2 separate regions of the Homo sapiens genome follow, and region 1 is linked to region 2. The links are chromatin contacts, found by Hi-C or POLR2A ChIA-PET in ENCODE. All regions are on one chromosome and are shown on one strand. The core of a region is the stretch at or near the end of the contact, and the rest is flanking DNA. Distances in the headings are between cores, read along the strand shown. Region 1 overlaps SCFD2 (sec1 family domain containing 2). Region 2 overlaps SCFD2 (sec1 family domain containing 2).

Region 1 (4,201 bases), core at 805-3,304, 310 kb before region 2:
ACTACTGTATATTCTTCTCTCCTCAGAGTTGTAACACTTCAACACTGTTCTGTAGTTCTAGAGTATCAAAGGAGATAGTACAAAACATCTTAACAAAATCTGTGGGAGTTAAGATAGTTAATAATAGGGGCAATGCAAATTCCTATTTCAGCTGAACCAAAACTCAAGCTGGTTTTTAATCAATTGGTTTTTACCAATGAAGAGAAAATAAGCTATAATAATTTTCAACACATCAAGTTTTTCCAAGGCTTTGAAGCTTCATACAAATGTGCATATAGACACAATGGTGTCACCTACCAAAGTGATAGATACTGGAGTCACTGTATAATCATTGCATATAAGATTATGCTGATTGAAATGAACCTTCTTCATGGAGGTGAGTGACAGAAGGGTGAAGCAGGCAGATACATTTGCTTCTAAGAGCTTCTATAAAACTGTCACTAACTCTTTGTCCTAGAGTTCCTTGACACATGAATTAATCCTTAACTTTCCATGGCTTGAATTTGAGCCAAAACACACAGATGTAATCAATCCAGCCTAGAGTTCCCCAGTGGAGCAAGTGCTGATCTGTGTACTGGATCATGTACTAATGTATAGGAACTCAAAGTATATCCTTTAGAGTCAGAAAAATGTGGCAGAGAAGGGATATGTGTTTGGTTTTTAAGTAATCTAATTGTGTTATTGATTTAAAATCCTCATACTGAGTTAATCCATTTATGCATTAGAAATCTATATGAAAAACAGTCTTTCTTATGCTTTACTGTTTTCTAAGAGGAAATTATTAATACGTTTGTGTTGATTATAGTGTTAATCATTAATGGGCTGATAGAGAGTAGGAATAAAAAATGTTTATACTGAGATGAAACTCAAATACTCTCTATTTTATGTGATGGTTAAACAGTTAATACGTTGTTATCTAGTCCGTTTTTTAAGGGTGGATTATTTGTGCCTCTCCTTTGTAGACCATATAGGGTAACTTTCTGATGTTGCCATGCCATTTGTAAACTGTCATGGTGCTGGTGGGAGTGTCTTTTAGCATGCTAATGCATTATAATTCGTGTATAATGAGCAGTGAGGACAACCAGAGGTCACTTTCATTGCCATCTTGGTTTTGGTGGGTTTTGGTCGGCTTCTTTACTGCAAGCTAAAACAGCTTGCAGTAAGGTCTTCATGATCTGTACCTTGTGCTAACCTCCTATCTCATCCTGTGACTTAGAATCCCAAGCCATTTGGGAATGCAGTCCAGCAGGTCTTAGCCTTATTTTACCCAGTCCTTATTCAAGATGGAGTTGCTCTGGTTCAAACGCCTCTGACAAGCCCAGGTTAGGTGTTGCACTTTCCCAAAGTTCTCAATCTCTGTTTTTATCACCCTGCTGGAGTGTGCTCAGTTTCACCTTCCCTGCTAGATGGCTAGCTCCATGCAGGCAGGGTGTGGGAGGATGCTCACAGCCATGTTTCCAGCATCCATGCCCAGCTCACAGAAAGTGCTTATATTTTGAAAGAAAGAATGAACAAAGGGCTGCTTTCCAGTACCAAGGGACTCTGTCACATATCTTGCACTTAGCTGCTTTTGCTTCTATTGAGATGAAGATTAATTGGTACATTTGTTAAAGATGTAATTGTTTTAAAAGGTAGTCAAGAGGAAAGATGACTATTGAAGCCTCTGTGAATAATTTAATTAGAAAACCTACCTTCAGAGCTCATTAAGCTCACCCCTCATGGAAGCCATTATTCCCTGCTGTGAAAAACTATGACTCAGCTTGCCTTCTGTTTAAAATTAGTTGAAATTGTTTGGGTTTTTTGTTGTCATTGGATTTCTGTTGGAATACTGTGACTATTATTGCATATCCTGTGATTAAGCTTAACTTCCTGTGCATGCCACGAAGAAACTAAGTTTAGTCACAAGATAATGGTACGCGTTCACATTTCACCCTCATCTCTTAATTGCATGCCTTCTACTTGATTGAAGTATCACCATGATTCAACATTCAGCCACCTTTTAAAAATTTTGCTGTCTTCTTTCTATTTTATTTGGTGATGAATATTTCCTGTTAGTTTCTAGCAGACTGCATTTGACATTTCATACATGCCAACCCAAGGCAGCTTCTAAGATTTCATTCAGAGTTGAGTAATTCTGGTGAATAAAGAGCCAGGAATGAACTGAAATGACCATATTTTCATGTACAGAAGTTTCTTGAAAGACCTTAAAGAGCTATTTGTAGCAGGTTATTATTATGTGTATGTCATTGGTCTTCTTCAAACATGACAATTTGTAAAAACAGTTTGATTTTTAAGAATTCAGAATAATTTATCAAAAAATGACAATTAGTATGTATTGGCATTTTAAATAGTTACTGACAATATAGAAACTACTTATATTTCATAGAATAAATATTCTACTTTCATGTTGTATATTTCAAGGAATCTATTTTAACAAATTAAATTGTATTCTGGTAGCTACAATGAATTCAGTTTATGTCTTTTGAAACCATGATATTAAAAACAGAAAAAAGGGAAGAAATTGTTTAATTTATATTCCACAAGCTGTTGGTAATTTTTTTGTTGTTGTTAATTCTTTTTATTGCTGTCACTGGACTTGTGAAAAAGAAAAAGAGGTTTAATAAAAGAAATAGCAGCATGGGATATTCACTTATCTTTTGCTGACCTTTGGAAAGTTAATCAAATTTGTGCATGTGAAGTTTGAGGACCATGGCATAATGGAAACCTTATTTTTATTTTTTATTGATTTTTTGAGACAGGGTTTTACTCTTCTCTCCCAGGCTGGAGTGCAGTGGTGCAATCTCAACTCACTGCAACTTCCACCTCCCAGGTTTAAGTGATTTTCCTACCTCAGCCTCCTGAGTAGCTGGGATTGCCGGCGTGCACCACCATGCCCAGCTAATTTTTGTATTTTTAGTAGAGATGGGGTTTCACCATATTGACCAGGCTGGTCTCCAACTCCTGACTTCAGGTGATCCGCCTGCCTTGGCCTCCCAAAGTGCTGGGATTACAGGCGTGAGCCACCACACCCTGCCTGGAAACCTTATAAATATAGCTTGTTGGGGACCCAAGGAATCTCAGAAATTGGCATTTTAGTTCAAGCCTTTTATTTTACAGAACAGTGTAGAATTATGGTAAACAGATGGATTTTGGAGTTCACAGCAACCTGAGTTCAAACCCTAATTTACTGGGCATGTAATTTGGGTAAACTGTTTTATCTCATTTAGAATCAGTTTTTTCACTTATGAAATGGGGTCCAATGATACTTATCCTGAAAGGTTGTTGTTATTAAATGAGATAATATAGTCATGCTGCCTATGACATAGTTTTCAATAAGTGAAAATTATAACATTAGTAATAACTGTAAGGGGATATAAAGCACCAAAAAGACTAACCAAGTTACAGAAGCAGCCCATTGGCACTTCCAGTGGTGGACCTGAGCTGTAATCCTCCTTTTTAATTTTTGTAATATAATGAGATGTTAGGCAACTCGTTTCATTTTGTCTCAATTTTATCAGTGTTAAAAATAAGTAGAGACGGGTGGGCCTAGTGGCTCATGCCTGTAATCCCAGCACTTTGGGAGGCCAAGTTGGGTGGATCACCTGAGGTCAGGAGTTTGAGACCAGCCTGGCCAACATGGTGAAACCCCGTCTCTACTAAAAATACAAAAATTAACCAGACGAGATGGCGCATGCCTGTAATCCCAGCTATCCAGGAGGCTGAGGCAGGAGAATCACTGGAACCCGAAGGTGGAGGCTGCAGTGAGCTGAGATCATGCCACTGCACTTGAGCCTGGGTGACAGAGCGAGACTCCTTCTAAAAAAAAAAAAGAAAAAAAGTAGAGGCTATTTCCCCTTCTTTCTTTCCCAAGGACATGTTGTACATAGAGTTAGAGCTAGATTGGAAATAATACCTGTAAGGCAATTTAGACTAGGTTTTTGCTTTTTCAGTTATATGAATGATATATATGTAGAATGATTAAAAATTCATCAAAGTCTTCTTGGAGGGAAACATTTAAGGAAAAAGGCTGAATAAAAGTGGAAAATTAGCATTGTGTAGCCAAGTGACTGTCAATGGCTAATTTTGACCCACAAGGGGAATAGTATGATATTGCTTAAAACAAAAGTGTGCAGAGTTCTTAGAGCTTTACCTGCTTCCGGAATTAATGTGGATCTACTTTACTCTTCACTCCATTCCATCC
Region 2 (3,623 bases), core at 934-3,433:
AATACTTGGGAAATCTTGAAAGATTCATATTTCTTCAAGATCTCTAAGCAGTTTTTAAAAAAATCCCTACAAGCTCAGTTAAAACTAAATGTTCTAAACAGTGAGAAGTATAAATTTTCTTTCACCTGTCTTCTAATTAGAGCCTCTTACTCATCTGTAGCACGAGTCATTTATTTTGTCTAGTACAAAGAATATTTCGAATACTCATGACTAAAGAGCTCAGGAGTTCTAGCTAAAGAAGAATCTTGAAGCATTGGAGTTTTGAAAATCTGCATAAAGATTTTGAAGATTTTTTAAAGATTCATATTATAACAGTATACCGTTGGTCTAATTTTTCTTAATCTACTAAAAACGAAATAGCACAGGTCAGATGTGACTTGCTTGCTTTCTGCTCCTGTACAATCCAGGAGTGTTAATCAAAAAGCAAAATTTGTGACATCAGTTTTATTTCCATGGCTACTGATTGTAATATTACAAACATGAGATTACTGGCTAGTTCATCATGAAGGTTAAAGAAGATTCCTCCTTGGATAGGATCTCCAAAACCAACACCAAGGGGAATATTATCAGAGCTGCTTCCAGCAGCGTGTCCTTTCAAAAATGTTCTCATTATTCTGAGAGCTTTGTTTTATTTTGTGAGGGTTTTTATCATTTGTTGTTGGTGGTTAATATTTTAATTTTATGTGCTTGTTTGTTTTATTTATTCCTCCACCCCAGGTGACCGTGTAGGAAAATGGTTATTTTAGATGTTAGAAGCCCCTCTGTTAAGAAGCAGTTTCTGCCTTCGTTTAATTCTTCTTCCACAAATAAGATTTATTTTGGAACTTCAGTCAAAAACATCTGTACTTTGTACAGGACAAACATCTGCCTTCCTACAAGAGCTGCTGGCCTTCCTGATGTTAGATAAATGCATTTTGTTCTTTGAAAGCCCCTCATAGAGAAGAGACTGTACAATAAGAGAAGCCCACTCATTCTTGAATCCAGAGCGCCTCGTTGTGGCTCAAACATGTTACTACAGAAGACCGTTTATCAATTTGCTATTTCTCTTCTCCCCAAACTTAATCAGTTTTAAAGGTAGAATATATTTTAATAAATATATTATTTGACCATGCCATATGGTCAAAGCTTCCAGGAACACATAGATATGTGTTACCAACTTGGAAGATAAACTGGGGTTGGGTACACTCAAGTTATTTTTCTAATAGTGATGGAAGACGTGTGCTGATAAGTTTTCAAAGTCTTATCTGAACCGCCTGATGACTGACAACGTGCGTTTGAGAGATTTTGCTTCTCCTGGGAAGCTTGCCCTGATTCTCCTGCTGCTTCTTCCAAAGGTTCGTTTTGTTTTTTGGGTTTTGTTTTTGTTTTTTTGCATATTTTCCTGTACTCCTTACTAAAAATTCTTCAGGGCAGAGCTGCTGTCTTACCTTTGTATTCTCAATGCACAGCACAGTGCCTGGCAAATAGCAGGTCCCCAGTAACACTAGATGAATGACAGGTGTTTTAGGACCAACTGTGGTGGATCAGAAGAATAAAATCCATAATCCTGGCCTGTGTCCTGACCATCCAAGTATATGGTTAGTCTTTATTACTGTGTTTTTTTGTATTTACTCTGTTAAAATTACCTTAAATATAGTGAGCTTTGCTTAATGAGAAACTGATGTAGCAAATAGCAGACCCTGTAATACAGCTGGTCATTTTAACACAGTGCCTTTTCTCCTCCTGACTCACTGACTTTTGGTTTGTTTTGCTAAATCATTACCTTGTAATGTCTAGTTTTTATTCAAAACAACTGCTACTAAGTACTACACCAGTAAAACGTTCTAGTGGATATTATAAATTCAAAAATATTTCTATGTACCCTTATAACAGGGAATGCTGAGTTAATGCGTTTTTCACAAAATAGAGATTCTCTAACCATTTTTTGGTTGTCCCCTTACCGTCTGTACCAAAGCAAGCTATGTAGGACACTGTTTTTTTCAAAAGGTGCATTTAAGTATGTTTTAAGAATTGAGGTATATCCCACCAAGCTCGTGTATTTATTCAAGAAGCATTTATCTCCTGTTATATGCTTGGCATTGTGCTGGAGTTCTGGAGGTGGCTAAGACAGTCCTTCCTGGAGCTCACGGGGGAGCCCAAGGAGCCCTAATATCATGTGATCTGTGCTATAACAAGGACTATAAACACAGAGGGCTGAGGCAGCACTTGGAGAGGGTTGTGCCTATGAGGTTCTTGATAAATGCTGAATAAGCTGAATTCAGGGCCTTCTCAAGGTGAGTGAATCACCTTTGTGTATTGCAAAGGAAAACTAAGAATAGTGTCTTGGATGACAGGGAAGAATAACTGTACAAATAAATGTTACATACCACACTTAAAAATGTCAACTTGGACAAGGCAAGTAAGGAACACATGGATTTTAGGTGTGGCCAGTGAAAATCAGAGACTCTGACTATAATCCCTTTCTAACCTCCCCTTCAGTGCGTAACTAACACTGTTTTCACAAAAACTCTGAAACTTTCTTTTCCAGGCTTTTATACAAGTTGTTTCTTTTGCCTGGAACAATCACTGCCACTCCATCTCCATACCAACTCCTTTCACCCTGGAGGAAGCCTCCTCTGTCTCATAGCACTCTGCACTTCCACATCATAGCGCCTACCATACCATAATGTAAACAGGTCCACCCATTTACCTCCCTGCATCCCCTGCACATGGCAAAGGGTGTATGTCTGTTTTTCTCCGGGACCCAACACATGCTCAGCACCTCAGGCTTAATAAAGATGAGTTAACTCAAATTAGTTAATTTAATTCCAAGTTGCTCTCTCATATAGCATCTCTGTATGGGACTTCAAAATACCAGATATTTTTTAGTTGACCCTTTTTATTTTATACTGAAGCCTTTTCATAAGATGGGAGGACTATAAAATCCCTCCCCTGCACGGAATCCAAGCAATAATACCTTTCCTTCAGTGGTAAACATGTGAAGCTTCTTGGAATTTAAAAAACTATTTTTTAATAAGGAGATATACAGTCTGGGATCTGCCCTTGAGCCTGATTTCTCATCTATAAATGAGGAGATGGGCCTAATGATCTCAGAGGACGTTCCAGCAAAAGTTATTCTCAGAAGCCATATAATAAATGTTATAAAACTACCTTATTACTGCCAACATTTCACATAATATTAAGATTTTGAAGAGTACTCATGAGTAGTTTTGACAGAAATTGTAGAGACTATCTCCCCACCAACCTCTAGAACATAACAGCTAAATGATTTTCGTTGACTAATTGAATGAATGAGGAAAAAAAGCCACATGGCAAAATCCCAAGTAATAAAAAAGGAAATATTCTCACAGTTGAAGGAATTTTCAAGAAGGAAAGGGAGAATTGTCTGCAAGGGTACAAGGTGACATTTATAGTGAAAGGAATTATTTAAGTTCTTCCATTATTTATTTACACAGGAAAGGGCCCATGAATTTACAGTGAAAAACTCTTCTAATAAGGGAATTAAGGCTATGAAACTAACATAGCTGTATTTACCAGTACTTGATAAATGTCATCAGCTAATGATTTGATGAGATATCTTTGTAACATTTAGTCACAAGGAGTCCTGGGAAAGTACTGTAGGT

The links. Hi-C counts contacts between places; a loop is a spot of excess contacts on that map. ChIA-PET counts read pairs that join two places held with the same protein, here RNA polymerase II (POLR2A). Pooled maps may share reads with other maps.
Region 1: a loop to region 2 is called in a map of heart left ventricle, with 3 times the contacts of the local background. The contact joins two enhancer-like sites. A Hi-C loop is called at or near these places in 3 of 168 maps with a recorded cell type or tissue (A673, Caco-2 and heart left ventricle) and 3 of 50 pooled maps. POLR2A ChIA-PET finds 5 or more read pairs at or near these places in 2 of 52 experiments (GM12878 and Panc1).

The regions. Positions count from the first base shown.
Region 1 is chr4:53,319,169-53,323,369 of GRCh38, reverse strand. The region is part of intron 2 of SCFD2 (sec1 family domain containing 2); the gene reads left to right. Among named protein-coding and RNA genes, the nearest start is that of SCFD2, 45 kb to the left of the region's middle. Within about 2 kb of position 2,054, at least 5 of the 41 ENCODE cell types and tissues checked have a DNase peak (open chromatin) inside an H3K27ac peak, as active enhancers do.
Region 2 is chr4:53,013,176-53,016,798 of GRCh38, reverse strand. All of the region lies in intron 5 of SCFD2 (sec1 family domain containing 2), which reads left to right. Among named protein-coding and RNA genes, the nearest start is that of SCFD2-AS1, 88 kb to the right of the region's middle. Within about 2 kb of position 2,183, at least 5 of the 41 ENCODE cell types and tissues checked have a DNase peak (open chromatin) inside an H3K27ac peak, as active enhancers do.